Linked DNA regions of Homo sapiens: region 2 is linked to region 1. A link is a loop called in an ENCODE intact Hi-C map of the cell type or tissue named here. Cell type or tissue: GM12878. All regions are shown on one strand.

Region 1 (8,000 bases):
TGATACACTCTAGAGCTTTCACAGTGAGTCAGGTGCACACCCACCATGGCCCTGATACACTCTAGAGCATTCACAGTGAGTCAGGTGGACACCCAACACGGCCCTGATACGCTCTAGAGCTTTCACAGTGAGTCAGGTGCACACTCAACACGACCCTGATACACTCTAGAGCGTTCACAGTGACCCAGGTGCACACCCAACACGGCCCTGATACACTCTAGAGCTTTCACAGTGAGTCAGGTGCACACCCAACATGGCCCTGATACGCTCTAGAGCTTTCACAGTGAGTCAGGTGCACACCCAACACGGCCCCGATACGCTCTAGAGCATTCACAGTGAGTCAGGTGCACACCCAGCAGGGCCCTGGTATACTCTAGAGCATTCACAGTGAGTCAGGTGCACACTCAACACGACCCTGGTATACTCTAGAGCATTCACAGTGACTCAGGTGCACACCCAACACGGCCCTGGTATACTCTAGAGCATTCACAGTGACTCAGGTGCACACCCAGCATGGCCCTGGTATACTCTAGAGCATTCACAGTGAGTCAGGTGGACACCCAACACGGCCCTGATACACTCTAGAGCTTTCACAGTGAGTCAGGTGCACACCCAGCATGGCCCTGGTATACTCTAGAGCATTCACAGTGAGTCAGGTGCACACTCAACACGACCCTGGTATACTCTAGAGCATTCACAGTGAGTCAGGTGCACACTCAACACGACCCTGGTATAATCTAGAGCATTCACAGTGACTCAGGTGCACACCCAACATGGCCCTGATACGTTCTAGAGCTTTCACAGTGAGTGAGTCAGGTGCACACTCAACACGGCCCTGATATGCTCTAGAGCTTTCACAGTGAGTCAGGTGCACACCCAATACAGCCCTGATATGCTCTAGAGCTTTCACAGTGAGTCAGGTGCACACCCAACACGGCCCTGGTATGCTCTAGAGCATTCACAGTGAGTCAGGTGCACACCAAGCATGGCTCTGGTATACTCTAGAGCATTCACAGTGAGTCAGGTGCACACTCAACATGACCCTGGTATATTCTAGAGCATTCACAGTGACTCAGGTGCACACCCAACACAACCCTGGTATACTCTAGAGCATTCACAGTGACTCAGGTGCACACCCAACACGGCCCTGGTATGCTCTAGAGCTTTCACAGTGAGTCAGGTGCACACCCGGCATGGCTCTGGTACACTCTAGAGCATTCACAGTGAGTCCATGCACATGATGGCCCCAGTACATTCTTAGGGCAGGAGTTCCCAACCCCCAGACTGTGGACTGGTACCAATCCATATCCTGTTAGGAACTAGGCCGCACAGCAGGAGGTGAGGAGTGGGCAAGTGACATTACAGCCTGAGCTCTGTCTCCTGTCAAATCAGGAGGCATTAGATTCTCATAGGAGCGGGAACCCTGTTGTGAACTGTGCATGAGAGGGATCTAGGCTGCACACTCCTTATGAGAATCTAATGCCTGATGATCTGAGGTGGAAGTTTCATCGCAAAACTAGCCACCCTGGTCCATGGAAAAATTGTCTTCCACGAAACTGGTCCCTGTTGCTGAAAATATTGGGGACCACTGCCATAGAGCATTTACAATGAGGCAGGTATGCACACACACAATGGTCATAGAACATTCTAGAGCATTTATAGAGTCAGGAACACATGCACACAATGGCCGAGGTATACACTAGAGCATTCACAGTGAGTCGGGGACACACGCACACAATGGCCATGGTACATTTTACAGCATTTATAGAGTCAAGTGCACGTGCACACAATGGCTGTAGTACATTCTAGAGCATTTATAGAGTCAGGTACATACACTCACAATGGCTGAAATAAGTGAGTCAGGTGCACATGTGCATGATGGCCGTGGTACATTCTAGAGCATTTATAGAGTCAGGTGCACACACACACAATGACCATGGTACACTCTAGAGCATTCACAGTGAGTTGAGGACACATGCACACAATGGCTATTTGTGCATGTGTACATTTTAAAGCATTTATAGTCAGGTGCACACACGCGATTACCATGGTACACTCTAGAGCATTCACAGTGACTCAGGAACACAAGCACACAATGGCCGAGGTACACTCTAGAACATTCACAGTGAGTCCGGAACACACGCACACAATGGCCGAGGTACACTCTAGAACATTCACGGTGAGTCCGGAACACACGCACACAATGGCCGAGGTGCACACTAGAGCATTCACGGTGAGTCGGGAACACACGTACGCAATGGCCGAGGTACACTCTAGAGCATTCACAGTCAGTTAAGGACACATGCACACAATGGCCATGGTACATTTTACAGCATTTATAGTCAGGTGCACATGCACACGATGACCATGGTACACTCTAGAACACTCACAGTGAGTCAGGAACACATGCACACAATGGCCGACGTACACTCTAGAACACTCACAGTGAGTCGGGAACACACGCACACAATGGCCGAGGTACACTCTAGAGCATTCACAGTGAGTCCGGAACACACGCACACAATGGCCGAGGTACACTCTAGAACACTCACAGTGAGTCGGGAACACACGCACACAATGGCCGAGGTACACTCTAGAACACTCACAGTGAGTCGGGAACACACGCACACAATGGCCGAGGTACACTCTAGAACACTCACAGTGAGTCGGGAACACACGCACACAATGGCCGAGGTACACTCTAGAACACTCACAGTGAGTCGGGAACACACGCACACAATGGCCGAGGTACACTCTAGAGCATTCACAGTGAGTCGGGAACACACGCACACAATGGCCGAGGTACACTCTAGAACACTCACAGTGAGTCGGGAACACACGCACAAAATGGCCGAGGTACACTCTAGAGCATTCACAGTGAGTCTGGAACACACGCACACAATGGCCGAGGTACACTCTAGAACACTCACAGTGAGTCGGGAACACACGCACACAATGGCCGAGGTACACTCTAGAGCATTCACAGTGAGTTCGGAACACATGCACACAATGGCCGAGGTACACTCTAGAACACTCACAGTGAGTCGGGAACACACGCACACAATGGCCGAGGTACACTCTAGAGCATTCACAGTGAGACCGGAACACACGCACACAATGGCCAAGATACACTCTAGAACATTCACAGTGAGTCGGGAACACATGCACACAATGGCCGAGGTACACTCTAGAACATTCACAGTCAGTTGAGGACACAAGCCCACAATGGCCGAGATACACTCTAGAGCATTTATAGAGTCAGGTGCACATGCACACGATGGCCACAGACAGCTCTGGGACACATTTTGAAGCATCCATTTCACGTCCTAAGGAGCTGATGGTCATAATCAATGCTCCTGAAAACTTGTTTCCCAAATCCCCTCGCGGTTTTTTTTTTGTTTGTTTCACAAGACACTTATGTATGCATTTGAATGGGTACCAATTCCAAAGTGGTGGAGATTCAAAGCCGAATCAAACATTTGCCTCTACATGCACATCCAGCAGCACAGCATCCTGCACTTAAGAGCAGCATGTGCTCTAAAAGACACTCTCCCTGCAGACATATCACTGCAACGCCTTCTTCCCCTGGCTAGAAGAAAATGGGTCATCTTAGCCTAGTTTTGCTCCAGGTGTGGAATAAAATAAGTGGGGGAGAGGACTGTATTTCCTGCAGGAAATCGTGGTGTGCTATTCCACTCATTTTCTCTGCATGCGACTGATTTTATATCTGCCTTGGCGTGGGCCAAGGGATATACTTCTCTATGAAAAAGCTCATATTTCTCAGTCATATTATCAGAGGAAGCAATAAAATGAGTTTCAAGTGGCTGTATAAGTAACTTTTTAGATCTATGAAGAAAAAATATAATTCAAAAAGAAGCAAAAAAAGGCTTAAAGACTACAGGAGGTAATATTGATTTGCTTTAGAAAATAACTGGCTTCGAGTTCTCACAGGTAAAGCTTTCAAGAAATGCTTCTTGGGTTCTGAAGATCACAGGGAACATTGTAAGGCTGTGATGAAGTCTGCAAAGAGCACAGGGAAATGAAGGAAGGTCACATGGCACTTGAGCCTCGGTACCAACTGAGTCTGTGGGAGGGAGGCCTGGGCGTGGAGGGCCCTGAAGAATGACTGCCAGACTGAAAACCTGTCACCTGGGTAGATGGGTGCATGATGACATCGTGGATTCGCTTTCAGAGAGACCAGATCGAGATATCATCTTGCTAGGAGTCTAGGAAACCAACTACACAAACAGAAGCTTCGTGGCTTTCTGGAAACACAGCCATGGGTGGTGGCTACATGTTTGCAGAGTAGTGACGGGCGGTTCCCTAACCAATCACGGTTTTGTGTGTCTTTCTTGTTAAGAGATAAATGTCAAGGCAAAGAGGGAAAGGGTCAAGAAAGACAATTCAGAAGAATCTGAGCCCAGGAGCCTCAGGGTCCTACAAACTGCCCAAGCCTGAGACTGGCAAGATGGATTATTCTTCACAGGACCAGGACTGAAGCTGGAAGGGCACATAGCTTACAATAAAATGCGTAGTTTGCAGATGACAACGAAGAGAGATGTGGCCTACTTCCTATCACTTGGCCTGCACATTCTCAGGCCTTGGTCGAAACACCACTTCCTCCCACGGAGTTGACTGATCCACAAAGGTCGCTGGGACTTTCCCTGGTCCTTTCCCGTGGCAGCCTGCACTCCCCCCACACATGCAACACATTGATCACCACCGGCACCCGGGTTCCTGGCCAGACTCTCAACTGTATGAGCAACGAGCTCACACCTCCCACTCATGGGAATATGCAAGCAGCCAGCTCAGGCTGTGACAGGCACCTAAGAGGCCTTTAGTAAACTGTGTGCTGACGAAGGAGGAGGGAAGAATTCATCCCGCCCCCTCTGAGTATGTGAGGATGTTTTGCGCGTTCTTAAATGCATAAAAAATAAACTTAGAAAAAGTCTGTTTATCAAGTACAAGTCAGTGAAGACTGGTTCACCCTAGAACCCCATGGAAAGGGTTTGCTACTCAGTATCCAAAGCGCCCCACTAAAAAAGAGGCTTTGCTTGTGAATCAATTCACAAGGGGCTGCTGGGGCCAGGTCAAGGTGCAGCCCTGTAGGTGGCCCCCAGGGTGGACACCTGCCCTCTGCTCTCTCTATGCTCCTCCTCCCAAAACTGCTCACTCCCATTCTGAGGGCTGGAACGGCATGGCGGCATGCCTGTGGACAAAGCCAGAACCAATTCGTCCAGTGGACTCCCCAGCTCCGACCACATGTCCCATGTGACCCCTAAACTCCCCATGTATCAAGCAGAAAGTGCTCCTCTGTGGCACCCACCTCTTCCAACCAAGAGAACCATCCCGGGAACAAACGCTTCAGAGTAGTTACACCTCTCTATCATTCTCAAACTCTAAATGCAAAACAAAGCTCACTGAATTGTACTTTTTAATGTCTGTTGTGTTGCCTTTTCTTCAATCTAACCTAAGATCTGGCCATGACTTTATTTCATTCCAGGTTGTCTGGAGACACCGCCTGCCTGATTCCCGCCTTACCGGCTAAACTTGTCTCCCTGTAGTCTCTGCCTGGTCCCATCTCGGCCTGTATTTGCCGTTTTCCATCATTAAAACAAGAAAACATACAGTGTCTTACTTTAAGGACTCACCATCCAGACACAGTCTTAGGCTCAAGTGCTACTTCCAACAGGAAGTCAGCTTCAACCCTGCCGTAAGAGCAACCGGCACTTACGCAGCTCCTACCATGCGCCCGGCTTTACCTCTAATAGTCACATCCGCCTTACTTTACACCTTAGGTTGCTCAACTAGAAAGATTCAGAATTGGGTGATACACACCTGCCCATCCAACCAGCCCTGATTGCCAAACAGGTTTCACCTCAAAGGACCAGAGGTGCCTGACTGGACACTCTATCACAAGGCTCCAGGCTCTGCTGCAGGGCCCCATGATCAAGGCACACTGCCTGCCCCATACACAGGCAGGAAGAGGCAGCCCCGTGTGAAAGTTTTCTGCCACTCTAGCAGAGGCTGAGCTGCCCAGGGATAACTGCTCCAACAAGACCTCCCCACCACACGCAGTCCTTCAACATCCCAGCATGGACATCTCCCTAATTCAAATGCAAGCTCCCTCAGTAACAGCACTGCACCTACCGAGCTGAACATCGGGCTCACCTGAGTCCCTGCTGGCAATGCCACCGGCAATGCCACAACCTGCCGGAACCCCTGTTACATCTGAAGAGGAACTTGCCTACTCCAAGGGCTGCCTAAGAGTTCATGAGATATCTGAATCCCAGCACCGGAGCTCCTCCACTGGGGGCTGCAGCCTGTGACCGGCCATGAAGCCACATCAGGGTGCCGGGGCCAGCACGAGGCTGGAGTGAAGCACAGTGTGCCACAGGTTTTCAATGTGAGTACTCCCTTGTAAACAGTTTATTTCAGTTACGTGCATATCTATTTACATGTGTGGGGGAAGTCATTATGTAAAACTATCTATAGGTCCAATCAAAACAAATTTGGAAAATACTGCTTCAGATCATACTGTTGGCTTTTTCCCCCCCAGATTTATTGAAGTGTCCTTGACAAATAGAATTTGTGTATATTTAGGTAGTACACTGTGATATGTGTGTGTGTGTGTGTGTGTGTGTGTGTGTGTGTGTGTGTATGACAGGGTATTGCTTTGTCACCCAGGCTGGAGGGCAGTGGTGCAATCACAGCTCACTGCAGCCTTGACCTCCTGGGTCCAAGCAGTCCTCCCACCTCAGCCTCTCAAGTAGCTGGGACCACAGGCACATGCCACCCTACTTGGTTAATTTTTAAATTTTTTGTAAAGACAAGATCTCCCTACATTGCCTAGGCTAGTCTCGAACTCCTGGGCTCAAGCAATGCTTCTGTCTCAGCTTCCCAAAGTGCTTGAATTAGAGGCATGCGCCACCACGCCTGGCCGCAATGTGATGTTTTGATATGCACACACATTGTGAAATGACTGCCACAATTAACTAATAACATATCCATCAACTCATATAGTTAACTCCCTTTTTTTTGTCATGCACACACTTAAGATGCACTCTCTTAGCCAATTTCAAGTACACAATACACTATTATTAACTACAGTTCTCGTGCTGTACATGAGGTGTCCAGAATGTATTCATCTTATAAGCTGAACGTTCCTAACCTTTGACCAGCACCTCCCACTTTCCAACCCCTCCCACCAGCCTCTGGTAACCACCATTGTACTCTTCCTTTCTAGAAGTTTGACTTTTTCAGACTCCACAGGTGAGATCGCGCAGTATTTGTCTTTCTCTGTCTCATTTTACTTAGCATAATGTCCTCCAGGTTCGTCCATATTGTTTCAAACGGCAGGACGGCCTTCTTTGTAAAGACTGAACAATATTCCACTCTATATGTATCTACCACAATTTCTTTATCCCTTCATCTGTCAAATGGACAATTGCGTATTTTCTACATCTTGGCTACTGTGAATAAAGCTGCCTTTGACATGGAGGTGCAGGGATCTCTTTGAGCTAATGATTTCATTTCCTTTGGATATATACCCAGAATGGGACTGCTGGGTTGTAGCTCTATTTTTAATTTTTGAGGAACCTCCAAACTGTTTTCCATTATGTTCATTCCCACCTTGAATATATAAAAGTGTTTCCTTTTCTCCACATTCTCCCCAAGACTTATCTTTTGTCTTTTTCATACTGGCCATCCTAACAGGTGTGAGGTGATGTCTCATTGCGGTTTTGATTTCCATTTTTCTGATGGTTAGTGACGTTGAGCACGTTTTCATATGCCTATTGGATATCTGTATGTCTTCTTTAGAAAAATGTCTATTCAAGTGCTTTGCTCATTTCTAAACTGGGTTATTTTGTTTGCTTGCTATCGAGTTGTATGAGTTCCTTATGTATTTTGGATATTAATCCCTTATTGGATATATGGTTTCTTCCACTCTGTACGCTGCCTTTTCATTTTGCCGATGTTTCTTTTGCTGTGCAGAAACT
Region 2 (8,000 bases), 71 kb before region 1:
GGTCCTCGGAGGACAGTGGCAGCCACAGGCCACACTTTGGCTGTGCCGGGAGCCCCCAGACACCAGGACAGAAAGGAGACCTCGGGGAGACTGGCTTGCCAGGTCTCTGCCTCTCCTTTCTAGACAAGAAACCCAGACTTTCCGGGAGGTGCATCATCACCTGAAACCAAGAGGCCCAGACCCCGGCTGGGGAATAGTAAGTAAGGGATGCTGCAAACGCACTTGGCTGCAGTCAAACCTCTCTGCCCTGATGCCACTCTGCCGCCATCCCATGAAACACGAGAACGCCTGCCGTGGGGAAAGCCCTGCTCATCCCAGCTTCCCGGAGTATCTGTCCCAGGGAGTGAAGGGAAGCAGGGCCGGCTCGCTGGTGAAGACTCCGGCTTTCTCCATTCCCACCGAAGACCTTCCTGAAGGCTGGGCTGTCACCCCAGCGTCCCCGGCCCTGGCACCGGCACCAGACCCAGCACAAGGCCCCTCCTGCTGAACGGAAGGACAGACAGGCAGCGGCCGTGCGGATGAAGGACGGGTGTTCGCAGGTGGCACACATATTTTTTGTTCTCCTTAAATAATCATGACGTCCTCATTCTCCATGGAACCGCCCTTACCCTCCTCCTCTCTTCCTTTGCGGTCACTGCCGCTGTCCTGTGGGCAGTGCCGCCTCCACAGTAGTCAGTGCAGAGCAGGCCTGGATGCGGCAGTGCTTCAGAGGCCGGAGGACACCGCGGAGCCGCAGGCGCCCACAGGGCCACCCAGCAGCTCCCCCGCTGCCCCACCTCGGGCAGGCAACGGATTCCCCAATCCCTGCAGATAGAGACAGGGGCATCCCTGATCTCACGCAGGCACAGTGGGGAGTAAAGGGCAGTGCATAAGAAGCCCGGGGCTCCGAGCCTGGCACAGGACGCACGTTCCCACGTAGGTGGCTGCTTCCTCGCTTCTGCCACTGCAGCCTTGGCACACAGGGCTCTGGCCACGTGACCACCCAGGCTGCTATTCTCACTTGCCAAACACAGCCCGCCCTCATCCATCTCAGAGCCATGCTGGCTTCCTGGAGGTCCTGCCATGCTGACTTAGCATGTCCCCTGTCCCTTACTACCCTCATCCTTCCCCACAGTCAGACTCACCCTCAGATGCCCCAACTCTAGAAAGCCCACTGTTCCTCATTCCCTCCTCCTGGGACCCCAGTCAGCTCACTCAAGGGAGGCCTGGAAACAATGCTACCTCACTGTCCCTTAGCAAGGACTCCAGGCAACCTCTGTATTTACTGCAGTTGTTTACACCCTGCCTCATTCCAAGAGCAGTGTAGCTGGCAAAGGACACGCACGGAAAGGCTGATGCCACGGAGACAGATATGGATGAGCACAGCCACGGAAAGGCCTGAGGCTGCTCAGGATGAGCGGGAACTGTCACTTACCTTGAGCATCCAGGGCACAGGTGCCGTGCTGGACCCCCGCAGGGTGCACAGGCACTGAGAAGGGCTCAAAAGAACTGCCTCTGCCTGCAACACAGCTGAGGAGACCGACATAGCCATGTGTGAAACCCTGGGTGTCACGCGTTTCGCACTAGGGAAACACCACCCCTGCAGCTGGGGCAGAGACCCCTGGCAGCCAGCCCTGGAGGAGGCGTGGGCTCAGGGAGCAGCCGGAGATGGATGGGGAGGGGCCGGGACGAGGAGGCCGCGTGGCTAGCATGGCGAACATGGGCGGCTGGGCACCAGGCTCACCCACACATGGGGAATCCACGTGTCCTTTACCCACCTGGAACCTGTTTGCTGAGTTGATACATAAGATCGACTCTGTAGCAGCACTTGGTGAATTTAAAAAATTAATTGTAAAGGAATTTATACCTTATTGCAAAGACAACTGTTTATTTACTAGAAATTAGGCACTGAGATTCCTATCTTGATGGATTATAAAGCCCCTCCTGCCCCTGCCCATATTTCCAGTGTTGTTCCACCAAGTCTCTCCCATGAGAGGGAAGCTTCTTTGAGCCAATGTGGACCAGTCACGAAAAAGTGGGGGGACCAAGCATGAAGACCATGTTGTCACCAAGAGGCATTGTCCTGAGCCAGGTGGGGCCGGACCTTCCCCAGCCCCTGCCCCTGCTAGGAAAAGTGCTGCGACTCCATGGAAACCTTCTCCTGGGGTGGGAGCCAGAGGGAGACGCACCCAGTCTGCAGGGTCCGGCCCCCGTGGGCATGCCCAGTCCCTCAGGGTGTCTACCCATAGCCAGCATGTGGTCTTTCCAGAGATGCCTGACCTGGGCACACCTGGGCTTGGGGGAACCCTGACCCCTGACAGCCTGGGCGATGCCCCAGCAGCTGAGATGACAGCACACAGAGCCTTTTCTGCAACAGAACTTGGGGCTCGAGTGTACTCAAGGTGCTGACTCCTGGACGTTCCTGCCAAGGGGGTCCTGGAGATGGCTCGAGTGGCCAAGAGCTCAGGGCCAGCTGTCTACTCAAGGCACAGGCCCCAGAAGGTTGCCTGGGACAGTTTCCCGCAGACCTGGCCATTGCCATCTTAGTGACTGGGCAAGGACTTCGGAGATGTTTTTATTCAAATATTAGGTTGTCCAAGTAAAACAAATCTGCATTTCTTTTCTCTGAGGGATCCAGTGAGGTGGTTTCACTTTGACTTTTATTAAGCGATCTGTAAACATGAGTTTGGCTGATTTAGCTGACCTGCAGGAAAACGTTCCTCACCACTTCCAACCCTCCCACTCCATCCCAGCAATATGCTACAAAACGCTCAAAAACAGGTCCACTTAAACCTCACAAAATCAGATCAGTGTCGGGGCCTGGAGGGGAGTAGGGACAATGTGTGTGAAAGTGAAAAGCCATAGTTGGAAACTCTTCTCAAAGGACTATAATTTTAGTATTTTCAAGGGCAGACTACGATCCATAAGGACTAATGTGAGAATGTCCTGACCGGGTGCAGTGGCTCATGCTTGTAACTCCAGTGATTTGGGAGGCCAAGGTGGGAAGATGGCTTGAGCCAGGAGTTCAAAACCAGCCTGGGCAACATAGCGAGACTCCATCTCTACAAGAAAAAATTAAATAAAAATTTTAAATATTAGCTGGGCATGGTGGTGCGCGCCTGTAGTCCCAGCTACTTGGGAGGCTGAGGCAGGAGGATCAATTGAGTCCAGGAATTTGAGGCTGCAGTGAGTGATGACCATACAACTGCATTTTAGCCTGGGTGGCAGAACAAGACCCTCACTCTAAAAAGATTTTTCTTTCTTTTTTTTTTTTTGAAAAAAGAGCATCGTGGATCATCGTGGCAGATGGGAGTCAGGACTAGATTGCAGCTCCGACTCAGATGGATTGAGCAGTGTGTGGAGGCTCACATCATTAAGTTTAGATCCAGAACAAACCAGGAATCCCAAGAGGACCCACCGACCCTCTGAAGGAAGCAGACAGCTGCAGGACCTGGGAGACACCCCAAATACTGTGAGTGCCCCAACAGTGGAAATGGGAAAGGAAGATCCTCCGCCCCCGAGCACACACCCCCACTGGGGAAACTGAAGGTCTAGTTTTCGAGAGAAGTTTCCAACCTTACCTGGAGTTGAGTCAATTTAGAGAGCAGAGCGAAATACAGGGGTAGAGGAAGCAGCGGGAAAGGCCCTGGGAGCTCGCTGGGTCCCCAAGCAGCCCATTCCTACGTGGCAACACAAGGATCTTTTGGCAGGGTGACCGGAGGTGCAGGGCGGGGGAAATGCAACAGGGAGAAGGAATTCTCCAGCCGAACTTTGTAACAATTTGAACCAGGCGAGAAGCCTCCTGGCCAGAACTCAGGGGAGGGTGAGAGCTGGTGTATAGACTCCACAGGCGGGGGAAGAATGAAAGCCCTAATTGCTTTTGCAGCTAGGGGGTGGTGGGTAGCCTGGGGCGAGTTCTCAGCCCTGCTCGCCCACTGCCTGGAAACAGACTCGGTGCTGTTAGTGGGGCCACAGTGGGAGTGAGACCAGCCCTTCAGACTGCATGGGAGTTGGATGAGGCCTGTAACTGCTGGCTCTCTCCTACTTCCCTGACAACCTCCATGACTCAGCAGAGGCAGCCATAATCCTCCTAGATTCACCACTCCATTGACCTGGGAACCTCACCCCCATCCCCCAAAGCAACCACAGCAAGACCCAACCAAGGAGAGTCTGAGCTCAGACATGCCTAGCCCTGCCCCCACCTGATGGGCCTTCCCTATCCACTCTGGTACCTGAAGACAAAGAGCATATACTCTTGGGAGTTCTGGGGCCCTGCCCACCACCTGTTCCTCCCCATACTACCACAGCTGATGCTCTCTGGAAAGCACCACCTCCCATCAGGAGGCCAACCAGCACAAAAATAGAACATTAAACCACCAAAGCTAAGAACCCTCACAGAGCCCTTTTCACCCCCCTGCCACCTCCACCAGAACAGGTGCTGGTATCCACGGCTGAGAGACCCACAGATGGTTCACATCACAGGACACTGTGCAGACAACCCCCACTGCCAGCTTGAAGCCGGGTAGATGTGCTGGGTGGTTAGACCCAGAAGAGAGTTAATAATCACAGCATCTCGCCTCACAGGAAGCCACATCCATAGGAAAAGGCGGAGAGTACTAACTACATCAAAGAAACACCCCATGGGACAAAAGAATCTGAATAACAGCCTTGAGCCCTAGACCTTCCCTCTGATAGAGACTACCCAAATGAGAAGGAACCAGAAAACCAGCTCTGGTAATATGACAAAACAAGGCTCTTTAACACCCCCCCAAAAATCACACTAACTCACCAGCAATGGATCCAAACCAAGAAGAAATCCCTGATTCACCTGAAAAAGAATTCAGGAGGTTAGTTATTCAGCTAATCAGAGAGGGACCAGAGAAAGGCGAAGTCCAATGCAAGGAAATCCAAAAAATGATACAAGAAGTGAAGTCCATAGTCACCAAAACAGCATGGTACTGGTGTAAAGTAGGCACATAGACCAAAGGAACAGAATAGAGAATCCAGAAATAAACCCAAATACTTAACAGCCAACTGATCTTCGACAAAGCAATCAAAAACACAAAGTGGGGAAAGGACACCCTTTTCAACAAATGGTTCTGGGATAATTGACAAACCACATGTAGGAGAATGAAACTGGATCCTCATCTCTCATCTTATACAAAAATCAACTCAAGATGGATTAAAGAATTAAACCTAAGACCAGAAACTATAAGGACTCTAGAAGATAACATTGGAAAAACTCTTCTAGACATTGGCTTGGGCAAGGATTTCATGACCAAGAACCAAAGGGCAAATGCAAAAAAAAACAAAGACAAATAGCTGGGGCCTAATTAAACTAAAGAGCTTTTGCACAGCAAAAGGAACAGTCAGCAGAGTAAACAGACAACCCACAGAGTGGGAGAAAATCTTCACAATCTATACATCTGACAAAGGACTAATATCCAGAATCTACAACGAACTCAAACAAATCAGTAAGAAAAAACAAACAATCCCATCAGAAAGTGGGCTAAGAACATGAATAGACACTTCTGAAAAGAAGATATACAAATGGCCAACAAACATGAAAAAATGGTCAGCATCACTATTTATCAGGGAAATGCAAATCAAAACCACAATGCAATACCACCTTACTCCTGCAAGAATGGCTATAATCAAAAAATTAAAAAAAAAACGGTAGATGTTGGCGTGGATGTGGTGAACAGGGAACACTTCTACACTGCTGGTGGGAATGTAAACTAGTACAGCCACTATGGAAAACACTGTGGAGATTCCTTAAAGAGCTAAAAGTAGAACTACCATTTGATCCAGCAATCCCACTACTGGGTGTCTACCCAGAGGAAAATAAGTCACACGAAAAAGATACTTGCACACGCATGTTTACAGCAGCACAATTCACAAGTGCAAAATAGTGGAACCAACCCAAATGCCCATCAATCAACAACTGGGTAAAGAAATTGTTTATATATATATATATATATATATATATATATATATATATATATATATATGATGGAATACTACTCAGCCATAAAAAGGAATTAACGGCATTTGCAGCGACCTGGATGAGATTGGAGACTATTATTCTAAGTGAAGTAACTCAAGAATGGAAAACCAAACATCACGCTCTCACTGATATGTGGAAGCTGAGCTAGGAGGATGCAAAGGCATAAGAATGATGCAATGGACTTTGGGGACTTGCAGGGAAGGGTGGGAGGGGGCGAGCGATAAAATGCTACAATTAGGGTGCAGGGTATACTGCTCGGGTGATGTGTGCACCCAAAGCTCACAAATCATCACTAAAGAACTTACTCATGTAACCAAATACCACCTGTACCCCAATAACCTATGGAAAAAAAAATAAATAAATAAAGAATATCCTAAGGCCAGGTATATGGAGACCTACTGTAACAGACGACCATGGCATGGGAGCTGCATATCAATTATTAATAACTGAGTGTCCCTAGAGTACTCAGGAAAAACTTCATGTTCTCCTGAGTAACCTAATTTCTAATGTGTATTTAGTAAACCTTTAAATATTTTAAATTCTAAAATGAAAGTAATAAATGCATAGGTTTAACATTTGAAAGAGTGCAGGAGGGCTGATGAGAGAGACAGAGAGAGAGACAGGGAGAAATGGAGGAAAGGAAAAAGGGCGATGCTGGGCGGCCCCCAAACAGCCCTCCCACCTCCAGCCCTGCTCCTCAGGGGTAACCGCTTTTAATGGTTCTGATTCCATTTCTTCTCTGGTTACTTCCCAGATCTTTCTGATTTCTTGATCAGCTTATTTTCCTATTATGATCAATAAGAATTTAGCTGTCTTTACTATTGTTACAGCCTCCCAATAGTTACATCAATATTGACAGATGTACCTTCCATTATCTAACTGCAGCAGTAAGCAATACACGTGACACTCCCCGCTAATGACAGAAGGCACCCCTGATCCCTGAGACTAGGTATTGGCACCGCCAGCCTTCCCCCCTGCCCTGCCCTCACCGGCTTCCTCTTCCTGCTTTTGACGGTGGCGCCCTGCCTTATTAAGCTTCCTGACACGTGCACTGTATTTTTACTCATGGGTAAGTCTCTGTGCTTTGTCTGTAGAGTCCAAAAAGTTGAAAACCAATTAACCTGAATTATTAATAGTTAGCATAGCTAACTCCTCTAATAGATAAACCTCCAAATATAAAATGGCATAAACACCATCATTTGTTTCTTGCTGATGTACGTGTTCCTGAAGATAAGTGGGTCCATGGAGTGGCATCTCCTCCTCAGCCACTCAGGGACCCAGGTGACCCAGGCTCTGACATCTTGAGCGTGAGACTCCACGGTCATCCAGTTTCAGCCGTGGGAGGGGAAACTGGCCAAAGGAGCACGATGTGGGTGTTTTTAATGGGCCAGGCCCGGGTACACTGGCATCATTTCCACTCACAGGCATCCAACAGCACCTTGTCACATGGCACACCTAGACGCACGGAAGATGCACCTAGAGCTACTTTGCAGCAGGCTGGCTGGGCCCCATTCCCGGCTGCCTTAGGTGATTTGCATGGTTCACTGCAGAGCCCAGCACCGCTGCAGGGTTGCACCCCTCCCTCTACGTCCAATGACTCAAAGCATAAGCCACGCCTAGGAAAATGTTCCTGGTGTCAAACGCAAATGACTTTTCCTTTCCTAGACTTTACCAATTATTCAAAACCATCATTGTTTTTATTGTTCCATACTGGGGCCCTATCTTTATTATGTGGTTGTTTTTCTAGAATTTCTAATTGCCTTTTCCTTGTTGAGAAAGAAGAAATATTAATGCTATTCACCATTGTCCCAATTATACATTTGAGCTTCTTATGCATTTCATGGATTGCTTAGAATCAGTTCTGTTTTTTTTTGCAGTTGTCATTTTCATTAAGTTAGATTCACTCTGGTCCAGTTTGGACCCACTGCTCCACATTTAGGCCATCTCTGCTTCTCTGCTTGCCCTGGCTGGGTCGAGAGGACATTTGTCACTATTATTATTCTGCTTCTTTCTA

What was found. Hi-C counts contacts between places; a loop is a spot of excess contacts. Peaks named below come from ENCODE experiments on the same cell type or tissue, not always from the same donor. Only the 100,000 strongest peaks of a DNase experiment are listed, where the experiment ranks them.
Region 2: it touches region 1 in a loop (6-fold over the local background); 1 of 110 quality-filtered maps calls a loop at or near these places.

The regions. Positions count from the first base shown.
Region 1 is chr2:3,218,604-3,226,603 of GRCh38, forward strand. All of the region lies in intron 4 of EIPR1 (EARP complex and GARP complex interacting protein 1), which reads right to left. Among named protein-coding and RNA genes, the nearest start is that of LINC01250, 97 kb to the left of the region's middle. RefSeq lists an enhancer at 4,565-4,764. In GM12878, no CTCF peak of the experiment used is centred here; DNase peaks (open chromatin) are centred at 4,138 and 4,668; H3K27ac peaks cover 2,262 bases.
Region 2 is chr2:3,147,371-3,155,370 of GRCh38, forward strand. All of the region lies in intron 2 of LOC107985840 (a long non-coding RNA gene), which reads right to left. Among named protein-coding and RNA genes, the nearest start is that of LINC01250, 25 kb to the left of the region's middle. RefSeq lists enhancers at 4,083-4,152, 4,163-4,422, 4,433-4,492. In GM12878, no CTCF peak of the experiment used is centred here; DNase peaks (open chromatin) are centred at 4,029 and 4,401; H3K27ac peaks cover 1,314 bases.